Regions from separate parts of the Homo sapiens genome. Here region 1 is linked to region 2. A link is a contact called in ENCODE Hi-C data. All regions are on one chromosome and are shown on one strand. The core of a region is the stretch at or near the end of the contact, and the rest is flanking DNA. Distances in the headings are between cores, read along the strand shown.

Evidence for each region. Hi-C counts contacts between places; a loop is a spot of excess contacts on that map. Pooled maps may share reads with other maps.
Region 1: a loop to region 2 is called in a map of B cell, with 12 times the contacts of the local background. The contact joins the promoter of PDLIM1 here to the promoter of MARCHF5 in region 2. A Hi-C loop is called at or near these places in 1 of 168 maps with a recorded cell type or tissue (B cell), 1 of 37 single-sample maps with no recorded cell type and 5 of 50 pooled maps.

Annotation. Positions count from the first base shown.
Region 1 is chr10:95,286,024-95,292,394 of GRCh38, forward strand. PDLIM1 (PDZ and LIM domain 1) reads right to left here and starts at 4,980. Exons shown (of 7, transcript NM_020992.4): 1 at 4,797-4,980. The coding sequence starts at 4,892. RefSeq lists an enhancer at 3,497-3,816 and silencers at 4,538-4,647, 4,668-4,767, 4,818-5,207, 5,258-5,337.
Region 2 is chr10:92,288,610-92,295,014 of GRCh38, forward strand. MARCHF5 (membrane associated ring-CH-type finger 5) reads left to right here and starts at 2,558. Exons shown (of 6, transcript NM_017824.5): 1 at 2,558-2,920. The coding sequence starts at 2,886. It overlaps CPEB3 (cytoplasmic polyadenylation element binding protein 3), which reads right to left and starts at 2,469. Exons shown (of 10, transcript NM_014912.5): 1 at 2,317-2,469. RefSeq lists enhancers at 1,763-1,972, 2,920-3,498 and a silencer at 2,533-2,782.

The DNA.
Region 1 (6,371 bases), core at 3,730-6,229, 3.0 Mb after region 2:
GATTGAAGGTACAACTAATGCCATGAGAGACTAGGACACTCTAACAATAAAAAAGTGGGCTCTTGGCTCATGCCTGTAATCCCAGCACTTTGGGAGGCTAAGGTGGGCAGGTCACTTGAGGCCAGGAGTTTGAGACAAGCCTGGCCAACATGGCGAAACCCCATCTCTACTAAAAATACAAAAATTAGCCACATGTGGTGGCTCATGCCTGTGATCCCAGCTACTCAGGAGGCTGAGGCACAAGAATCGCTTGAACCCAGGGGGTGGAGGTTGCAGTGAGCCGAGATCATGCCACTGAACTCTAGCCTGGGCAACAGAGCGACACCCTGTCTCAAAAAAAAAAAAGTAGCTCTCATATTCAAAGGGTATGAAAACCTCTGGGTTTGCTTGCTTATTATTTTATTTTATCTTTACAGGGAATATTATTTTATTTTATCTTTACAGGGAACTGAACCCAGGAGAAGACATATGATTTTCCCAGGATCACCCACCAAGGTGCTCCGGACTAGAGCTCAGCTTGAGTCCCTGCCCTGGACATTGTACCAGGCCCTCAATTAAAGTCCTGGAAGCTTCCCCCAGGCTTTCCTCTGAGACCTACTGGAAGCGAAATAATCCTTTAAAAGTTAGTTTTCTGACACAACCACTTTTGCTCCAGTCTCTATCCTATCCTTTACAAGGAAGTTGAGTAGTAAGTCAGCCAGTGAGAAATTATGTAAATTCAACCAAATTACCTAACCTGTGAGCACCTGAGCTTTTCTGTTTGCAAAAGGCAAAGAATGCTAGCTTTCCTCTCCTCTGTGGAGCAAGAGTTAAGGCATGGCCTAAGAATGTGCCAGTCCTATCCTGATCCCAGTACACAGCAATTCCTTGGTGCTTTTCCCAGTCCTGGTCAGCCTAGGAGAATATGACCCAGACGCTTAGATGACACTCTCCTCTCAGTCATCTACCTGGCTGCAATACCCTAAAGCCACTGTTCTTCCCTCTTGCCTCCTCAAACAAACCAGCAAGGTTGGCATCAGGAGTTTAGGGAGGGGAGACTATCTGGTCAGAGGGTGATAATGTAGTATGGGCTCAGGCATTCACTTACATGTCATTCTCTTTGGTTTGTCCTCTTCCCCCTCTCTCCTTAAGTCAGCTGTGAGCAGCTGAAGTCGCTAATATTTCCCAGGTATCAATTTCACAGACCAAGGGCATGCAGCACAATGGCCATTAAAACATAATGACCCTTTTTGGACATTTCCTGCTTTTCATAATCTGACAGACAAACCCTTCTCTTTCAATCTTTACGACATGATGTAAAATCTATCTGAATCCGGAAATACCACTCTTAAAAATCAGAAATGACCCTCTGGCCACAGTAACCATTATTAAGCATCCCTTGGGATACTTGAGAAAAAGCATAAGCATTTGCCACAGAACCGCTCAGCTCTTAGCAAAGGGTTCCCCAGGACTCCAGAGACAAATGAGCAACTCCTCCAACTAAGGGCATCCCTTGATCTTGGCCTCACCCTTTCCTGTCTTTTATCAGTTGCTGGGAGAGAAAAACAGTCAACATAAACTGAGTTGCAATGTTGGCCTGGGTATTTCTCTGAAGGCTTCCCTTGAAAGTAACTAGAGGGAAGGAGAAATTAACATGGAAAATTTTTTTAATTAAAAAAATACCTCAAGGAAATGGGCAAGTGTTGATTTGAAGCAGGAACTGACAGAAAAAAATATCAGAGAACAGTGGCAAATGTGTGGCTGGATCATCAGGGAACACAAGGCAAGAGCACTAAACGAGAATGTGGGTAAAAGAAGCTAGCCTATGTCCACTTAAAGTTGGAAACCTGGGTTGAAATTTTAAGTTGATAACGATACTAGATGAAAACATTAAGGAGCTAAAGAAGCTGTTCACACACACACACACGTGTTCTGTATGAGTCTGTTCAGAAACAGGCAAAATTAAGCTATGGTATTTGGGATACCTAATTTAGGTGGTAAAACTATGAAGAAAAGCAAGGAAGGGATTACCATAGGTCAGGATAGCGTTACATTTAGGGAACTTTTGGGTGCTGCAATATTCTATTTCTTGACTTGGGTAGTGATTATACAGATGCTTGCTTTATAATCATTTGCTGTGCATTTGTATTTTATGATTTTTTATTCCACAATAAAAAATAAGTTAAAAAATAAAAAAATTGCAAGTACATAAGATTAGCATTATATTAAGAAGCTTTAGCAGTTTAGCAAAAGACTGGAGCCAATACCACAATAATTCATGCAAGAGAAAGCAAACATGGTTATTTAAATAAAAGGCACTCCTCTCCCAGCCTAATTTTATGGTTTGCTTTGGTGTGGAGACTCAAAGTCTATCATATACAAAACTATACCAGCAAATTGCCCAGGATGATAAATAATGTAGCATACCTACCAATCAGAAAGTGTGTACAGCTCTTTGTCAGTGCTCACATTTCCTCACTATCACTATTTACGGAGCACTCTCACATACCTTAACTCACAGCCAAGGGCTGGTGCTATCCCCACTGCAGAGGTTTTTTTTTTTAAGTAGCCTCAGACAGTGGAAGATTCACCCCAGGTACAGCTCAAGCAAGAAGACACTGGACCAGCACCAGATCTCAGATGGCCACACCAGGGTCCCTTTATGACAATGACTTTCCCATTCCCATGAGGTGAACAGGCTCACAATTTTTCCATGTATTAATAAGGAGCTGAAGAGAAACAAATAAATTACTGTCAGCATGAAAATGTTACCTCTTCTGAGTCACTTCCACTTTTCAATTAAAGCACCTGCCAAGGGCATTATAAAGATTAGTTTCCATCACTAGACCATGAACACCTTGAGAATGGAGCTGTGCCCTCTCATTTCTGAGGCGTTTGCACAGTTTCTGGAATATGATACGTGCTCATTAAACACGTGCACACGCCATAAATAAATAATATAAATAATAAATGAGTGAATATATGAAGGTAAAAACCAATGAATTCACAGTGTGGTGTTTTCCACCCCATTCCATCATTCACTCATGCATTAAGACTTTTAAAAGCAGCTAAAGTGAAAGGCAGTAACTGCCCTTTTAACAGATTGCCAATACATCCTCCACTACTTAAAAAAGGGTTTCATGTCATATATAAATCTCAGAAGTGGAGAGGGCTGACAGGTTAATTATAGACACAAAGAACAGGGACAAATGGACTATGAGGTAAGCGAGTTGAAATGTGCAGACACAATGTCCTCCCTGGACAAGCATTTATTAATAAGCCTGCAAGGATTTACCCAGCCCGGCCAGGTACAGGTCTGCTACCAGGCTCGGGGACGATTCTGGGGAAGGCACAGTTCCTGCGCTTGAGGAATTAGGCTGGTGGCTGGAAAGGCAGTGTGTACCTTTGAGAATAATCAGAGGTCTCTGTGGGACGAGGCAAACAGGTGGAAGATAAGGCCCAAAAACTGGCCCGCCTACTCTTTTAGGGGGGTGAGATAGAGAAGACCTCCTCACTGGGCCAGGCCAACCGGGAAAGAAGCATGGGTAGGACTGTGGCTGGCAGACAAGTCAAGAGGAGGCCACCAATTCTTCTCCTGCACCTCCCACCAAACTCCTTCAGCTGCTGGACGCAGGAGCTTGAGTCAAAAGGATCCATAAGGATATTTCCCTTTCTTCTCCACCCTTCCCCCAACCCCAAGTGAAAAAGAAGGATGTTTAGAAAGTCTGGGAGACAAGCTGAAGGGCAGCTTCAGCAGGCAGATGAGCCCAAGAATGGAATGTGCCGCCTACAGGCAAGGAGTGGCCATGGGTGGGGAGAAAGGGGACTTCTTTTTCTCCCTTTCCTCATTCGAGGTACTTACTGAGTCTCTTCTTGGTGCCCAAGCACTGAACGTGACATCTCTTAGTGGGACATCAACCTGTGTTTGGCCAGATTAAATGGCCAAAGCCCAGACCTCTGAACACTGAGTCTGGGTCTCCCTGGGGGTTTCACTTTATTAGGGGGGCAATGGTTCTGGTGGCCCCTGATTCAACGTGAGTCCTTCTAAAGATCCGAAGCCCCTCTTAGATTTCAAGCACCTCAACCCCACCCCAGGTGGACACCCCATCGCAGTATCTACTCATGCCCTGAGAAAAAAGGGCTGGTGCGGGGAGGGGAAAGAGATAATCTGGGAATGCTAGGAAGAATGACGGCGGGGCCACGTTCTGCAGAGGGGAGAATGACCAAGAGGGTTTACTTGAGTTTGTTTGTTGTGTTTATTTCCCGAATCCAGCACATTCTCCAAAAGCCATTCGAGGGGCGAGCCTCGGCCGTGGGTCAAGTCCAAAGAGCGTGTTTCGGTTGTTTTTTTAGGTTAATCCCACTTGCCCCCCACCCCAGTAAACTTCCCACCCACCCCACCTCACTTTCCAGGTCTTTCCTGTTGCGTTCGGCTGCACTGCGATCTGGGAAGAAGGGAGAAGTGCCATCTCCCAGCGCGCGGGATCTGCGGGGACCCTCGTCCCCTCGCTGGTTGACAAAGAACTAACACCCGCCCCGCCGCGCTTCCGGGGCCAAAGAACGAAAACTGCCTTCTTTTTTTCTGGCGGACACGGAGCGCGCCCGCGGCGGGCCGACCAGCCCGGGAGCGCAGCCTCCGCGAAGGGGCGGCGGGGAGCGGCGGGGCCCGGGCGCGCGGAGAGCGCTCAACTAACAGCGCACCTGGACGCGCCCGGCTGCGGTTCCGACTCCGTCCCCGACCGCGCCCGCGGGGCCCCAGTCTCCGCATATCACCTCCCATAGCGCCCCGCTTCCACGCACGTCCCAGCTGCTCTTACCCGGGAAATGGCGAGAGGCTGCTCGAAGTCCTTGCCGCCCACGAGGCGGAAGCCCCACGGCCCCGGGCCCTGGAGGTCTATCTGCTGGGTGGTCATGGCGCGGCTGTGGCGGGCGACGACCCGCGGGGACAGACGGGCAGGACGCGCGGAACAGCTTGCAGGGCACCCCCGGCGGCTGTCGGAGAAAGAGCGGCGCGGCGCGGGCCCGGGGAGCCTGGGGCTGGCGGGGGCAGGGCAACCGCGAGGGCCAGGGCGGGGGCGGCTCCGCCCAGGCCGCGTAGCCGCCCGCCGCCCCGCCCGTCCTCCCGCCCGCAGCCGCTCCCCGCCCTGCGCGCCGGCCTGGGGGCCCTGGCCCGGAGTCCCGCCGAGAGAGCGCGAGTCAGATGCGGGGCCGGGGCTCTCAGCAGCTCTGCCCGGGACCCCACACCGCCTCCCTCCCTCCTGTACGCACGGCCGCACCGCGGCTCTCGGGCCCGGGGCGGGTGCTAGGTGAGAGGGAAGCAGGTCCTGACAGCGAGACAAACTCGCGCCTCGTGCTTTGTAAAACGAGAAATTTGAAGTGCTGTGCCAAGTCAGCCCTCTGAGGTCGGCTCCGACTTCCCATTTGCTTTTTGTAATCGGTAATGATGTTTAAAAGGTGCTTTCGAACGATCTCATTTGATGCTGAGGCAACCGGGACGTTTAGTCCCATTTTACAGATGAAGTAACTGAGTCTGCTCAGTAGGTGAGAAGACTTGCCCGACGCTACACCACTCGTCAGCATCTGGACCACTGCCCGGGCCCAGTGCTGCAGAACCCCATCCTGGAACTTTTATAATGCTAATGAGACCATCACTCAGGTTATAACTGAACTTCAAGGCCTTCCTAGAAATCTTTCCTCCAGGCTGGAGTTCATGGTAGGTTCTGACCTCAACAGTTCAAACCTCAAGTTTGGGGCGGGCCAAGGGCCAAGTCAATGCAAAAGAAGAGCTGAGTCCGGGACCTGGATTCCCAGCCTCCCACCAGCTTCCTAGCCAGGCTCCCCCTGACGCCCTCCCGGTGGAGTGCATTCTCCACGCCGGACCAGACCATTTCTCATGCTGTCCATGGCGTCCCCACCTCACCACCAGTGAAAACCCAGATCCTTACAATGCCTACAAGGCCACCCCTAGAATGGCCCCAACTCCCTCTCTGACCCCAACTCCTCCTGCCCTTTCCTCACCTGCCCCCCAGTCTGCCAGGCTGTGCTCCTTGCTCCTAACTCAGGGCCTTGCCTCAGGGCCCTGTCTGCAATGCTGTTCTCCCAGACATCCCCACCACTCTCTGTCATTTTCTAGGGGCCGGACACGTGGCTCACGCCTGGAATCCCGGCACTTTGGGAGGCTGAGTCAGGAGGATCAGTTGAGCCCAGGAATTCTAGACCAGCCCCAGCAACACGGCAAGACCCTGTCTCTACAAAAAAATTTAAAAAAATAAAAATTAACCAGGTTTGGTGGGGCACACCTGTCCCAGCTTCTAGGGAGACTGAGGTGGGAGGATGGCTTGAGCCGGAGAGGTCAAGGCTGCAGTGAGCTGTGGTCGTGCAACTGTACTCCA
Region 2 (6,405 bases), core at 1,308-3,807:
TACTTTAAAAGGTTTTTGACACAGCCAGAAAGCTGATTTTTCATAAAAATGCAAACATAAAATCCATTTGTTGGTATAATAAGGTCAAGGTGCACAAGTCTTTGCTATCAACAAAAGGTATCATATTTTCCAATTTCAGTTGAAACAGACATTCTAACATTGGTTAAGATCTTAGAATCTTGGAGTTTGTACTAGTGTACTTAATCCATATGCTGGGATAAAATTCTGTTTTTAAGCAGGAAGTATATATCCAACTCCCATGGCTGACAACTGCTTAAGAAATAAGTACACAATAAGGTTAGACTGACACAGCACAAGGAGCAAAAAATAATAATTTAAAATGTTAAGACACCGGGCTGTGCACGGTGGCTCACATCTATGATCCCAGCCCTATGGGAGGCCGAGGCAGGCAGATCACCTGAGATCAGTTCAAGATCAGCCTGGTCAACATGGTGAGACCCTGCCTCTGCCAAAAATACAAAAGTTAGCCAGGCATGGTGGTGCGAGCCTGTAATCCCAGCTACTCCGGAGGCTGAGGCACGATAATCACCTGAACCCGGAGGAGGAGACTGCAGTGAGCCAAGATAGTGCCACTGCACTCCATCCTGAGCAACACAGCGAGACTCCGTCTCAAAAAAATAAAATAGACCAGGCGCGGTGGCTCGCCCCTGTAATCCCAGCACTTTGGGAGGCCGAGACGGGCTGATCGCCTGAGGTCAGAAGTTCGAGACCAGCCTGGTCAACATATAGTGAAACCCCATCTCTACTAAAAAACACAAAAATTAGCTGGGTGTGGTGGCACACACCTGTAGTCCCAGCTACTTGGGAAGCTGAGGCTAGAAGGATCACTTGAAGTCAGGAAGTGGAGCTTGCAGTGAGTCAAGACAGCGCCACTGCACTCCAGCCTGGGCAACAGAGCAAGACTCCATCTCTCAAAATCAATGAATTAATTAAATAAATGAATTAATTAAATAAAATATTAGACACTGGTCACATGCGGTGACTCACATCTGTAATCCCAACACTTTGGGAGACCAATGCGGGTGGCTCGCTTGAGCCCAGGAGTTGCAAGACCAGCCTGGGCAACATGGCGAGACCGCGTCTCTACCAAAAAAAAAAAAAAATATATATATATATATATATATATATGTATTATATATTATAAATGTATATATGTATTATATATTATAAATGTATTATATATTATATAATACATATATATTATATATAATACAAATATATATAAAATATTAGACACCCCGATTAAACTAAATACTCATTTTCTTTCCCTAGGAGGAGTGTGTGTGTATGTGTGTGGTGGGGGGGGGTGGGTGCTGTTTCTCAAAAACATATTTCAAAAATTGGAGGCCAAGTAAGCTTCTGGTCACATTTTTTGGGTTTGTTGTTTTTTCCCAGCAATGAACACTCTAGTTCAAATATACTTCGCAAATTTTGAACAGATAATGAAAAGTTGATTGTAAAATTCTACATATAAAAAGAGCTTTAAAAACACATTTTCATTTTTTAAAAAATCAAACACCTTGTAGCAGATATTAGACATAATCAAGGGAAAACTACCAGCGTCCTACCAATCACAGCCCTAGAGAAAACGCCACAGGTCGTCCAAAAAACGCATTCGTTTGAGCCGACAGCTCTTTCCTCCCGCCAAAGCTATCCCTCGAACGTCAGAAGCTGACCCAAGGAGTGACTGATGATTTCTCCTTTTTGATTCCCCACCCCCGCCACTCCCAATCCACCTGCTTGAAGGTGTCAACGCGACTAGAAACGGTTAACAGTGACCAGCAGCAGAGAGAGAAACAAACATCCCTGACAACCCACAGCTGAGTAAGCAAGAGCTGTTTATTCACCAACGTGTTCCATTTGGAGACTGTCGGCGAGCCCTGGAAAGCCCAGGCACATTTGAGAAGGTTCCTGGAGAGGGAGAGAATCATCTTTCCTTCCCCCAACTCCCCAGCCCCAAACACACAGAGAGACTCGGGTGGAAGCTGTCTGGTCCAGGCAGTCCCTATTTGCCCGCCCCCTCAAGAAGAACCTCACGCACCAAACCAACCGACCCCTCGCGGAGGTGGTGTAATTCCCCCAAAATGGGCTCTGCCGCAGGAGAGGCTGGCTCCAGCGCCGGGGGCTTCGGAAGGAGTTTCTGCCACCCCCACTGCCGCCACTGACCGCCCCGACGCCACGGCCGGGGCCGGGGACCCTGATAAGAAATGGCCCTTCAGCCCCCTCCCCTCACCTGGCTCGGTCCCACCTGAGGGCAAGAGCGGAGGCAAAAACAAACAGGCAGGGAGGGCTGACCTTGTTGCTACCGACAGTGGAGCGGCGCATCCTGCTGCTTCCTGGAAAGCGGCCCGAAAGACATTTTTTCCCCCTGGAGGAAGGAAACGGGAGGGCGCCGGCCAGACGGCGGCAGGCGCGGAGGCGTTGGTCCGGGCGGGCTGTGCAGCCTCTAGTGGAGACGGTCCGAAGACTACATCTCCCAGGCTGCTCTGGGCCGCCCTGCGTCGTAACCCTGGCGCGCACGGAGGCGGCGACTCTTACCTCACAAAGGTAGCTCCTCCGCCGGCAGCAACTCGGCGCCCGCGGTCCATGGACCGGAACCTCGGGCCGACGGACGGGAACCCGGGCCGCGATCGCCGCCTCCCCGCCTCAGGCTCCTCCTCCTCGCTCTCCGCCGCCTCCGCCGGACTCCCGCAGGCCCTGCACCGCCGCCGCCAGGCTAGCGGAGCTGCCCCGGGAAGCTGGGTGACGGGTTCGCGGCTGCCGCCGGACTGCGGCCTACTCCGCCGCCTCTCAGTGCTATTGTCCCTGGGCCTGGCCTTGAGCGGGTCCACTGGGGAAGGCCGTGTGCGCCGGCTCCGCGGAAGATGCCGGACCAAGCCCTACAGCAGATGCTGGACAGGTACGGGCAGCTGTGGGGGGGACCGGGAGCCGCCGACCCTCGCTCTGGCCCTGCCCGCGCCCGCCCTCGAGGCTCTTGGTGAGCAGAACCCGGCGTGCCGGGAGGAGTTCCACGGCCAGGGGGCCGTGAGAGGGGCAAAAAGTTTGGAGTCTAGACCTGGGGGAGGACAGAGCGAGCGGCCTGGGTCGTAGACTTTGGGTGAAACTTAGCTAAGGAGTGGCGTCTGGTTTCCTTGGAACCCCGTTTTGACCTGAGAGGGACTCCTGTTAATCCACAAAATTAGTTTTCCTTACCCTCTTCCCCTCCCCCTTCCCCCTCCCCAACTTGTGAAGTGTTTGTCAGCGATGTCACTGGCAAGAACCGGGTTATCTTTCAGGGGAATGACCCCCTTATAATTTTAAGTCTCTGTCTGAGAACCAATGATAAGCATTCTTTTGGAAAGCCTGATAGGCTGATTTCATTCTCCCACTTTCCCTGAACCCGCACCCCCCGTCCCCCCCGCCCCATCCCGTCCCCACCTCCGAACTGTAAGGTCAGAGTATCCGCAAGGGAGATTTAACGGTCAGACCAGAGTAGAGGTTATGGAAAACAGCCAAATGAGTCCAACGCTGAACATTTAGTGTACTTGACGATCGTTGAGTTCATTGAAGACGTTTCAGCTCGTACAGGAGTCCAGTTGCCCATTCTTGGGGGGCCCCAGTCGGTAAAACTCTTTGTGAAGTCGGGTGCACCGCCCTCTGCTGTTGAAATTCTGGTCCGTGGGTCCTACCATGAGTTTTTGGAGACTCTAGATCCACATTTCCCCCGAGCCAAGTCTTACTTCCTGGCATAGCAAGTTGTACAAGCTAATTCATGATGTTTGTGGTTGCTTACAATTCTCAATAGACACCACTTGCCACCCATTTCAGCAGGTGGTACCAACTCTTTGTACTCAGTAAAATTCCAACTGTAAGGTGTTAAATGAAGGCCCTCCCTTAATTGAGTTTATACCCAGTTAAATGCTTTTGGGCCTGCCACACCCAGAACACAAATGACCCAAGGGTACACATCCTTCCAGAGTGACAGACATTTTTTTGGAGCTTAGAATTTTGAGCCATCTCAGTTAATAGGAATTATGTCACTGATTTTTTTCAGTTGAGATAACTGGTGATTCATCCAGCCCTTGTTTCAGGTCAACATCCTGACAATTGTATTGACTGCTTTATATATATATGTGTGTGATATGTGTGTGGTTTATAAGCTCTTGGAAGCAGAAACTTACTATTGTTTATCTTGAATCCCAGAACAGAGCCTGGTACTCAGTAGGTAATCAGTAAGTATTTGTTGTATGAACTAATGCACAAACTTATTTGTCAGTTTCCCCAGTTGTCTAGGGGGTCTGATAATTTACCAGGTTTTCCTTTCATTGTAAATTGGCAAATTGTGGCAAATTAAAATATGCCCAGAGGAAACCACCTGCCACTGCCAGTTCTATTCTGTTGAGACCCTGTTCTGATGTGGGGTATTTTGTAGTTAATTTTTTTCCTTTGAGGGCCTCCTGCTTTTCATTTTTACATAGTGACTTTTTTTCTTCTTTTTTTGAGACAGGGTCTCTGTTGCCCAGACTGGAATGCAGTGGCAGTGGCAGTGGCATTGGCATGATCTCAACTCACTGCAACCCCCGCCTCCCAGGCTCAGGTGATCCTCCTACCTCAGCCTCCCTAGTAGCTGGGACCACAACACATACCACCATGCCCAGCTAATTTTTTGTATTTTTATAGAGCCAGAGTTTTGCCATGTTGCCTGTGCTGGTCTCAAACTCCTGGGCTCAAGTGATCCTCCCGCCTAGCCTCCCAAAGTGCTGGATTGTCAGGCATGAGCCATCGTGCCCAGCCTAGAAAAGTTCTTATGTCCAAAAGCTGACCTAACTTTTCATATGCTCTTTGGATATTTCCATAAAAGTAAGAAGCCAAAGAGTGAGCCTGGGCACGGTGGCTCACCCTTGTAATCCCAGCACTTTGGGAGGCCAAGGCAGGCAGATCACTAGAGCTCAGGCCTTTGAGACCAGCCTAGCCAACATGGTGAAACCCTGTCTCTACTAAAAAAAAAAAAAAAAATACAAAAATTAGGCAGGCGTAGTGGCGTGGGCCTGTAGTTCCAACTCTCGGGAGGCTGAGGCATGAGAATTGCTTGAACCTGGGAGACGGAGGTTGCAGTGAGCTGAGATCGCACCATTGTACTCCAGCCTGAGTGACAGAGTGGAACTCCATCTCAAAAAAAAAAGCTAGTGAGGCATTTAAAACTTATTAACAGAAATGCGAAGATTCTGGCTGCCATTTACTGAAGTAGGTGACTATGACACTGGCTTACTCTCATCTTTGTACTACTCTCATCTTTGTACTCTTTTGACATACCTTAAGGTAGATTTTTAACATGACTTTCAAAGACCGTTATTGTCTAGATTAGTAGTTGGCAACCTACTTCCATGTTAGAATTACCTGGGGAGCATTTCAGAATATGCATGGATGCTGGACTGTAAGACCAATAAGATCAAAAATTTCTGTAGGGTAGAGCCTGGGCATCTATATTTTAAAGCTTTTTAAATGTTTTAGATATGGCAGAAACCTACTGCCCTAAGTCCTAAGTCAGTGATATCTTTCATGATAAGAGATAGTAGGGTATAGTGAGTAAAGCTTGGGCTCAGAGATAGAAAGTATGAAATTCGAATTTTGCCACTTACTAGCTATGTGACTTTGAACTTAGATTCTGACACTATGTATATTATCATTTATAAAATGAGAACCCTACTTCACAGGGCTACAGCAAATGAAACATACATCTCTATAAAACAGCAAAACACTCTATGTTAGCCAAATAGAAGGCACTTAAGACTAATGTAAACCAGTTTGGCCATTTTTCCCCCATCTACTTTATGTTTACAGCTTTCTTCACCTGGGCTGGCCCTACTGCAAGTTGAACACAAAGATACTCAACATGGTTCACTTGAGGAATACCAACAGGGCCAAGAGACTAAAATATGTCAGCCTATTAGGACCCAGAATTCTTTTCATGAATTTGGCTTCTCCCCAACCTGGTTTTTGGTGGCAATTTTTGAGGGACAGAATTTAGCTCAGATAACTGTTCATTTGTTTATTTCTTTAATGCAGGTTTTATCTTCGTGAAGACTAAGGAACTGTGTGTTACATATTGTTCTGTTGCTTTTAGGTTAAGTTACGTATTTTATTTAGGCCAGGCACAGTAGCTCATGCCTGTAATCCCAGCACTTTGGGAGGCCGAGATGAGAGGATTGCTTGAGCCCAGGAGTTAGACACCAGTGTGGGCAACATGGCAAGACTCAGTCTTTACAAAAATGTTAAAAATTAGGCCAGGCCTGGTGGCACATGCCTGTGGTCCCAAATATTCAGGAAGCTGAGGTGGAAGGATTCCTTGGGGGTCGTGGCTGTAGTGAGCTGTGTTTGTGCCCCTGGGTACTACAGCCCAGGTAA